Regions from separate parts of the Homo sapiens genome. Here region 2 is linked to region 1. Evidence: read pairs that join two places in POLR2A ChIA-PET (ENCODE). Cell type or tissue: PC-9. All regions are shown on one strand.

Region 1 (5,000 bases):
TGGGACCCAACCATAGACACTTAGCCCCTTCCAGGAGCCAAGAGTGAGAACTGGAGGAAGCAAGGGTGAGGGCAGCAGGCTAATTCCCCCCACAGGGCTCCTTTCTCTGGAACCAGGAGAGTGAAGTTACCAGGAGGACCCTCAGGGGGGAGGAACCCAATGGGAGGACCCTGCTACTGGATCCCACTGTTTTTTTCCTAACCGGTCAGTTGAAAATGCATCCTGGATAAAGACACAGATCCTTGGGTGGCGTGAGCTGTTGTTTCTCTCCCACAATCTTCCCCCAGCAAGCACACCTCACCTAATCTGTGGTCTCCTGAATGCTGGAGAGATGTTAGGCCCCACCCCCTGAGGTTGTTAGGACATCGGAAGGTCGCGCCATCCTACTTGGCTCCCGGCTGTGAGCAGAAGGGTCGTGAGCCAACCTGTGGTAATATGCACCCCTATCGGACCTTCGTTTCCCACCACATCCCTCCACGGACCTTGTTTTAGGCAATGCACTGACCCATGCTCCGATTTTTAGAAATTTCTAAAAGCCTGGAAAGGAGCCAGGAGGAGGCCGGGAGGAAGCCCTCTATGGAGAAGGTTCTGCCCAGGCCTCCCCAACTCCTTACCCACCCGTGCCCCAGAGAGAAGTGGCTCGCTGCTCACACCCCCTCCTGCCAGTGCAGCGCGAGTAAGAGCGCCCAAGGGACCACAGCTGGCATCCCAGGGGTTAATTTCGGAGCAGCCCAGGTGGAGGTCGAGCCCCCAGCCCCGTCGGCACCTCCAGGCTTCCGAGGCCACCGGAACGGAGGAGGCTTCGGTGGCTCTTTGTCTACCTGCTCTGGGTGTTAAAGAGCCCGCTCGCAGCCTGCATCGCCGGGGCTCGGGACAGAAGTCAGCGGCGGGGAAATGGGGCTCTGTCACTTTAAGTACAGCTGGAGCCGTAAGTACAAGCCCTGGTGGTGGGGAGAAAAGGGAGCGGAGGGCAGGCGAGGGTTAGGTTTCCGACCCTCCGCGTGGCCCACAGCTCATACCTTTTCGGGTGTCCCCGGGTGTCAGGCGAGAGCGGTCCTGGGGGGCGCTGGGTGCCCACCCGGTGAATGGCCGCCTGAGCCGGGGAAGATGCTTCATCTGCCCCTGCCCAGATCCGGAAGAACGGTGAATTTCCCCCGCAGGTAAGCGCCCCCACCCCCCTGGCCTCACCGCCAGACCGCAGAGCTGGGGTCGGGTTTGTGGCACCCCCAGCCCCGCCGCAGCCCCCCAGTTCCGCCGCAGCTGCAGTCTCAGGGGCAGTGGGTGTGGGGTCCGCAAGAAGGAGGGTCTTGGCCGCGCTCGCTTTTCCGCCAGAGAGGAGTGCCTGCGCCGCCGGAGCCTCCGAGCTCCTGGACGTTTGGCTTACGGGCATCTGGGGCTGGGAGTGGGTGTGTGGAGGGCTCTAGGGAGTGGAAAGGGAAGGAAAGGAGCTTAGGCGCCCAGGAGACCTGGACGGAGCTGAGACAATAGCGCAACTTGATTGAACTTCGATGGTTGCGGCTGTGGCGCGTGGGGGCCCGGCCTGTGAGGGTCGGGGGTCCTGGGGACCAGGCGGGTGGAAGGAGGAGGGGCTTGCAGCCCCAGGTCGGCCCTGCCAAGGTCACCCTAGTTCCGGAAGCTCCGGGGGTCGTCCTGGGGTGAAAGGAGGTGGTGGGAGGCGGAAGGATGAAACGGGGGAGGGAGGGGACGTTGAATTTGTGACCGTACTGCTGGCTGGATACTTCCGAGAGAGAGTGAAGCCTGGTGCTCTACCCTGGGAAGGGGTGAAAAATCGGAGAGCCGGGTAATTTGGGGAGACGCACAGTGAGGGACTGGTCGTGTAAGGTGAGGGCAAGGCACAGAGGCTCCTTCATAAAGGGGAAGTGAGTGTAACCACAGCTGGCCCTGGGACTCTCTGAGCTGACTTGGAAACTGCACTTCCAAGGGAGAATTAGGAAATTCCACCGGCCTGAGAAAGGGGGCTGGGGTTTCTGGGATTTTTTAGCGGGGTGGGCAGGGGAGGCTTCCCATCTCACTATTCTCACCCCATATACACTCTCCTTCCCCTCAGCCTCCCGCAGACCTGGGAAGTTGGAGGTTGGGCCCTATGCCTGGTGCTGTGGCCACTCCCACCTCAAATCTCAGGCAGCCCAGACCTGCACCCTGTAACATGCTCCTGCGTCCTCATATTGCTCGAAGGGAGCCCCAAGTACCCTCCAGGGGCTCAATTACAACTGTGCACACAAAGGTCTAGGGTAAAAGCAAAGAATTGGGCAAGGCCTGAAACGAGAGGCATCTTCTGCCTCCGTTCCTGCCCTGCAAGACCATGGGCACCAGGAGCCCCTTGGAAGCCAGAGGCCCGCTGACTCCAAACTTTTTTCCCCTACCACAGTATGACAGAATGCAGCCCTGAAGCCCCCCTGGAATGTGACTTGGGTCCTTGGGGTCACTTTGCCAAAATGGCTGGTAGGTATGGTGGTGTCATAAAAGGAACCAGTTTATGAGCAGAGAATAAACCCATGTAGGGACCTCTTACTTCAGGTGAGATCCTGGGCTGAGTCCTGGACAGCTCACTGGGCCCTGGAGAAGGTGAAGGGAAGGAACTGTTCATAACCTCCTCTCCTCCCTCCACCTCTGCCACCCCAACTAGAGCCTACTTCAGATCCACATAGGGTGTGCCCAAGGAAAATTATAATTGCCACCCAAACAATATTTGCACTGCCTCTACTCTTAAATTCTTTGCTTCCCCAATGCCTGGAGGGTGTGCAAGTCCTCTAAGTGACCCCAATGCCCTTTCTCTGAGCCTATCACTCTTTCCTTCCTACTCAACAGCCTTTCTAGGCTACCTCATTCTTTCTTTTGAATTGATATTCTCCCCGCCTCCTTCCTTTACCCAACTCCATCTCATGGGAACCTGCCCTTATAAAGAGAGCTTAGTGCCCTATCCTGGGGCCATAGCTATTGAATACTCACCTAGCTCATTACCAGAAACAGACTTCTGGGCAGGTGTGCCAGGGCGGGTACCTGTCTGCCATAGCCCAGGTTGAGGAGCAGGTCATGTTACACCTACCCAGCCTACTAGGGTGGAGCTGGGTTAGGCCTGTGGTTTCCTTTCCATCCAAGCCCAAGACTTTCAGGTCAATTGCTATTGGTAGGCAAGGAGACAGGGGATGTTGTAAAGTGGAGGTCATTCCTCGAATTGCCACACTTCACATATAAAATTTAACTAGCCTGGCTCCAATTCACAGAGGGGGAGCTTAGCCCAAGCCTTTGCTCTGGGGAGGGCTCAAAACTTTCCCTGTAAATGATGTTAGGCTGAGGCCAGCAGGGATCAAAGAGATGCTTACCCTCCAGAATCAGGTTTCCCTTAAACTCCAAAGGAGGCAGCACTGGGAAGATGTGAGGGTATTTGGGTGAATGACTTAATTGGCCCTCAGGTATCTCCATGACCAGCTCTTGATGAGTGAGCTGTGATCAGTCCATGGCCTCTTCATTGTTTCAGAGCAGATGTATTTCTTCTCTGGATGCCTGGGATTCTTCCATCTATCATGGAAGCCTGTGCCCACAAGCACTGTTCTTGCGTATCTCAAACATTATGGTCTCTCCTGGAGACTCCTTCTCTTCCTGTCCCAGCAAACACTGTTCTTCAGTGTCTTCCAAGCATGAAGTCCAGGCATCTATCCCATTCAGCACTCCTAGACTCCCTCCTGGAAAGAACCCTTAGCTAGAGCCTGGGGATCAGTGGGAACAAGACTCGCTCACTACGGTTGCCTCACTCAACCCACAGAGACTCCCTGGGGCAGAGGGCTTCGGCTTGGCACAAACTCAGCCTCTGTGAGAGGACAGAATACCTAGGGACAGCCAAGCCAATGAGCTGCTTCTCGTTAGAGGATTTTATGGGACTAGGCACACACACCGCAGGCAAACCACACTTGCTGGATTAACCTCTTCCTGCAAAGCCCCTGCCCTGAGCTTGGGAGGAATGAGGGAGGGACTTAATCAGCAGAAGGCATCTTAATAGGGGGGACAGTCCGTGTCTAACATCTCAGCTAATCACCTTTTCTCATTTTAACATGAGGCTGTAAAACACAAGCCATACTAAGTGCTTTGTAACCATTTTTTCATTTAATCTTCACAACAACCGTATGAGGTATATATTATTATCATCCCATTTCACAGATGAAGAAACTGAGGCACAAGGAGGTTAAGTAAGCATACTAAAGATCACAGTAGTGGGATTTGTCCTCATACCTAGGTCTGTCTGACTCTAAAGCCAACCCCTAACTACTATGCTATAAGGAGACTATTCTTACCAATACCAGTTGAGGCCCCAGGAGTACTAAATGCTGAAGATGCAGAAGTTGAGAGTAATTGGAGGACTCAGCAAAGGTTTAGAGTTGGCCTGCGACTTTAGTTGGAATGAGGTGAAAATTATAATTGCCACCCAACCAGTGGGGAGTGGGAAGATTACTAAACTTGGAGTCAGCTGACCTGATTTAGAACTCACTCCACTACTAATTAGCTTTGTGACCTTACAGAGATTGCATAGCCTCTAGCCTCAGTTTTCCTCTCTATAAAATGGGTATAGCTCCTGACTGATCTACCTTACTGGGATGTAATGACAATGAGAAAATGTGAAGAGCAGAATGCTTTAAACATGTGGGCTTTGATAAGTGGAATTATGACCACGTGAAGTCATTCCCAGAAGCAAGAGTCTCTCCCAAATTCTTTAGATTTTTTTTTTAGCATCTTTTTCTTCCGTCTTACTAGGACTCTAATGAGGATGCCTATGAGTATAATACATGGAACAGTTCCCAGCTTAGAATATATCTCTGATTTTTACTTAAATTCGTCATTGCCCATATTCAGGTTTCTATTCAGTCCAAATTATATGCTAATGAGGATGGCATATTTATACATTCCTGGTTCGGATAGCAATTTACATAAAAATAGACCACTTTTTAAAACTTAAAAGATGATTTTTTTTGTTTTTTTGAGATGGA
Region 2 (5,000 bases), 250 kb before region 1:
CAAAAAACCCAACTTAATAATAATATTAATGTCTCCTGTTTTCATATCCTTTAGTCAATGGCAAGGATCTTCATTGTGACCTCAAAATAATCCCTGAAAATAAACAACAATAATAATAACAATAGCAAAACTGTACTGAGGACATACCAGGCACTACATTGCACATTATACATGTACTATCTCATTTAATCATTAAAACTGCCTTGTTGTTGGGTGTGGTAGCTCACACCTGTAATCCCAGCACTTTTGGAGGCCGAGGTGGGTGGATCGTGAGGTCCAGGCTGGTTCAAGACCAGCCTGGCCAACATGGTCAAACCCCATCTTCACTAAAAATACAAAAATTAGCTGGGTGTGGTGGCGCGTGCCTGTAGTCCCATCCACTTGGGAGGCTGAGGCAGGAGAATCACTTGAACCCGGAAGGCAGAGTGCTAAGATCGCGCCACTGTACTCCAGCCTAGGTGACAAGTGTGAAATTCTGCCAAAAGAAAACAAAAACAAAAACAAACAAACAAAAAAAAACTGCCTTATTTGTCAGGGGCCATTACTTGGTCCACTTTGCATTTCCTCCACCATCCAGGCCCACTTTAGAGCTGAAGAACTGAGGCTTAGGAAGGCTAAATTTTCCCAAGTTCGCTCAGCCAATAAATGGCAAAACTAGGATTCAAAGCAGGCTGTCTAGAGTCCAAGCTCTTAATCACCGTGCTAGGATCCCCTCCCATTTTGCAGCCTTGGAAATGGGTTTGAAGAGGCTAAATGGCCCAAAGTAGCATTAACAGTAGTAACAGCAGTAAGAGCAAGGGCTTCGGAGTCAGACAAACCTGGGCTTGAGTCTGGCTTAGCCCCTTCCTAGCTAGCGGATCTGGGCAAATTATGTAATCCTCCTGACTCCCAGTTTCTTCATCTGTACAACAGGGATACTAATCCCCATCTCTGTCCAACCATGACTGTGAGAGTAGAGATTCTAACACTGGCCTAAGTGTTAATTGTTTAACATTTCTTGATCAATTCCCCTATCCCATTCCTCAAGGTCAAAAAGCCTTGAAAGCCAAAACCTGAATCCAGAAGAGATGAAGATGGGCTCCAGGCCCAGACATTCCATAACCTTGTTGTGTGATCTTGGCCAAGTCACTTTTCTATCTCAGGCCTCACGTGATGCTCCAGAATTCCTCTCTGGCCCCACAGCTGAAAGACATCTCTTCTGTGATTTTCTGACTGCTAATCTGACACTGCAAACCCCAGGGGCAAGAGTTCTGCCTCTTCTCTACTGCAGCCTATCTGAAGGAAGTGATCAGCTCAATTGGGAACTGTTGATTTGCTACAGTGATTCTCACTGTGCATTGGTGATTGGGGGCTACTGTCAGAATATCATGGGGGAAGGGCATGTGCGGCAATTCTAAACAGTGTGAAAAAAGCCTCCTAGGAGGCTCTGGTAGGTCTGAACCTTGAAAATCTCTGCCCTGGGGGTATTTGGATGGGTTTTTGGGAGTCCACATCCCATGAAACAGAATGTATATTTTTGGGATCACAAATCCTTTGAAAATTTAATAAAAGCTATGGATCTTCTTCTAAGAAACAGACAGGTTCCCATGAAACTTTGTATATAATCTTCAGGGCTTTGTGGACCCTCTGCAGCCCATCCACGTACCCTTACTTTCTGTTCTCCTATATTAGAGATACAGATTGATCATTGCCACTCCCTATGAATTGCCCATTGTCCATCAATGCTGGGGATGTTACTGCTCATGGCTGATATGAGCTCCTTGGAGACTGGAAAGCACAGGTACATGCAACCCACAGGGACAAAGAGAAGAGGTTAAACCCCAGTGCTCAGGCTGCCCTGAGCAGAGCTAGGTCACCAATTTAAAAGTTCTGGAATCCACATTTCAGGAAGATATCTCCCCCCATCCCTCTCATGCCCAGCAGCCACCTTACCTTCCCAGCACCAATCACCTTCTCCGCAGCATAGACTGCCTGGCTGCATCGGGGGCAGCGCTCGGAGCCACCAATCTTCTGGGCAAATTTGGATGCATTGGGGTTGGTGGTGGGCCTGTGGCCAGGGGCTCTGCATGGAGAAGGGCATGGGGTGAGGTGACTTACACTGTAAGTACAGGTGGGGCTGGCACTGAGAGGGCATGACCCTACCTTCATCTCATGCCAGAGCAGCGCGCAATTCTCTCTGCCAAAGTCACAAAGGCTAGGGCCTCTAGGGTCATCTCCCATTTTACAGATGGACAAACCAAGCCTCAGCACAATGTTATTTCCATTGTAACATCATACTTCCCTCGGTCACCCAGTTAACCCCAGAATCATTTAACACCCCATTTGCTAAGAATTGCCCTCCTCTGCCCCTCATTCCTGCAGCTGGTCTATTATCAGATTCTTTACAGGAGAAATCTGCTGATGAATCATTCCCACTGGGGCAATGACCTTGGCTGAAACTTGGTAATTCATCCATCATTTCCGTCCACCCCCCAGGCCGAGGAGCAAGCCAGGCTGACTGCCAACAGCCACCATTTACCCAGAGGCCAGGGAGTGCCGTGGGGTGAGGGGGGTGTGGTGGGGCTGATGACACCCTATGGCATTTCGAAGAAAGGGAAATGACTTCTTCTCAGTAGTGAGAGATAGCAGGGCTGAGACAGTGAGGCTGGTGTGGCAACGGTGCTGCCCTGAGCCCCTGATCTGGCTCCGACACTCACTAGCCGTGGGACCCCAGGCAAGTCACTGAGCCTGGGCTGGATTTTCTCATCTATAAAAAGAGGAGGCAACATGGTGAAACCCTGTCTCTACAAAATACAGAATTAGCTGGGTGTGGTGGCACATGCCTGTACTCCCAGCTACTCGGGAGCCTGAGGCAAGAGGATCACTTGAGCCCAAGAAGCAGAGGCTGCAGTGAGCCAAGATTGTACCACTGCACTCCAGCCTGGGTGACAGAGCAAGACTCCCTTTCAAAAAAAAACAAAAAAAGAGGAAATTGGACTAAGTGATTCTTGGGGCCCCTCCCAGCTCTGACTCTCATACAAATATAGAATGCACGCTCCTTGCAGGGAGGAGCCCAGCCTGTTTTAGTCCCTGCTGCATCCCCAGCTCCTGCAGCAGCCTGACACATAGACACTGCTCTGTGACTGCCTTTTAAATAACTGGTTTTCTGAGCCTTCCATTGCTTACCCAAAAATGGTTGTAAATACACATGAGGCCTAATACAGGGTGGGGGAGAGAGCTCAAGAAAAAGGTTGGGAGGGGATCTTTTACTCACTCCTCGTGCTTGATACCCAGCGACTCCCCCTTGTCAGTGCTGAGGGTGCCTGCGCCCTGCCCGTAGCCATAGCCTTTGGGCCCATACTTCTTGCCGTAGCAGGACTTGCAGTAAATCTCCTCACCATGCACGGCCACAGTGGTACTGTCCAGATTCTTCTTGCAGACCACTGTGGAGGGGAAGGGGAAGCGGACGCATTGAGTTGAAGCTGGGGTGACCTTCTTGCTCATTGCAAGCTTCTTACAGCTGAAGCTCTCTGGCCTCTTTGCATACATAATATCCTGATCTTTCAGGAACTGTCTACAAATGGAGGCAGGCGGGATGGCCAATGGGTGGGAGGACAGAGGGATGGGATCTGCATATCCGACTCTAGAAATGCTGGCCAACACCAATTCCTCTTCCAGGAATCCATATGTGTCTCCTTTGGTCCTCTGCACCCCTAAACTTCCTCAGGCTGCAGTGCAACACAGGGTTCAGAGGCAACAGCCTAGGCTGACCCCAAGCCACAGGACGCCTGTTGAGGTTCCTCACTCTGCCCTCAACAGAGACCATATGTCCCAATGGGGGAGGAGGAAAAAGAAAAGAAGGGCAGTTTTCCTGCCTTCAACAGTGGAATCCAGAAGAGACTATCTGTGCATGTTGGCAGGGAGCCAACGGGGGGAGATGCAGGTGATGTGATACCCCATAAGAAATGTTTAACATTTATTAAGTGCCCAACATGGTGGGCTTTGAAATGGGATGCAGCTCATGCTAATCACAAGAGGATTTGAAGTTTCTAATCTCAGAAATCACTTTACCACAGGAAGAAGTGAGGGTCAGACACAGAAGAACTTCCTGACTCCTGGGGTAAGAGAGAGTGGAACGGAAGGAACTAGGGATTGCAATGGTCTGAGCTGGAAAGGCTGTGGGCCTCATATTTCGTCCTGTTAATCTCAGAGGGGAGCTATGCCCAGCTATCCAGAATAAAACAGTTTGGGCTGGGTGCAGTGGCTCATGCCTGTAGTTCCAGCAGTGGGAAGCCAAGGCTGGAGGATTACTTGAGCCCAGGAGTTTGAGATCAGCCTGGGGAAGATGGCATAACCCTGTCTCTATTTATTTAAAAATAAATAAATAAATAAAACTTTTAAAAATAAAAATAAAGTTAAAGCAGTTCAGAGCCTGGGGTCATGAAGAGTCAGACTGCCCAGAATCAAATCCCAGCTCTCTCCCTTTCCAGCCATTTGCAAGTTTTTTTTGCCTTTCCAGCCTCTGTGTCCTCATTTGTAAATGAACATAATAATGTCTGCCCCAAAAGCTGGTGGTGAGAATCAAATGAGATCTGACATGTGAAGTACTTGGCATAATACCCTGCATACAACAAATGCATAATAAATGTTGGCTACTCTTATTAGTATTATATAAAGTTAGTACCATCGGGAGACAAGGAAGTGGGAGGGACAGGCCCCAGCTTCAAGAGATCATTGCTTCTAACTTTCACATACTCCTCTCAAGAGATTCAACTGCATTCTTTTTCTTTACTTGTCCTGTAATCCTAATTCGGTTTGATCATATTCCTTAAATATTGGAGTTCAGCATCTCAGTTGGACGCATCCTCAAACATGTCCTGAACATAGAAACCGAGGGATACCACTGGAGAAGCCACGCCTTTTACCACCCTCGGAGAAGCTCTCAGCTCCTTTCCTTGCAACTGCCATCCTCTTGCCTTTAAAGGGTCCATCCCTCTGCCAGCTCCTCTCTCACCCTAAGC

Evidence for each region. Peaks named below come from ENCODE experiments on the same cell type or tissue, not always from the same donor. Only the 100,000 strongest peaks of a DNase experiment are listed, where the experiment ranks them.
Region 2: POLR2A ChIA-PET joins it to region 1 with 8 read pairs; 3 of 35 experiments call an interaction of 5 or more read pairs at or near these places.

The regions. Positions count from the first base shown.
Region 1 is chr1:201,738,917-201,743,916 of GRCh38, forward strand. The region is part of intron 7 of NAV1 (neuron navigator 1); the gene reads left to right. All of the region lies in intron 2 of IPO9-AS1 (IPO9 antisense RNA 1), which reads right to left. The region is part of intron 1 of LOC124904483 (a long non-coding RNA gene); the gene reads right to left. Among named protein-coding and RNA genes, the nearest start is that of MIR5191, 22 kb to the left of the region's middle. RefSeq lists a silencer at 1,842-1,941. In PC-9, no CTCF peak of the experiment used is centred here; DNase peaks (open chromatin) are centred at 895, 2,825 and 3,035; H3K4me3 peaks cover 2,893 bases; H3K27ac peaks cover 373 bases.
Region 2 is chr1:201,486,923-201,491,922 of GRCh38, forward strand. It overlaps CSRP1 (cysteine and glycine rich protein 1), which reads right to left. Exons shown (of 6, transcript NM_004078.3): 3 at 3,254-3,422; 4 at 1,933-2,062. Among named protein-coding and RNA genes, the nearest start is that of CSRP1, 18 kb to the right of the region's middle. In PC-9, no CTCF peak of the experiment used is centred here; a DNase peak (open chromatin) is centred at 2,459; H3K27ac peaks cover 931 bases.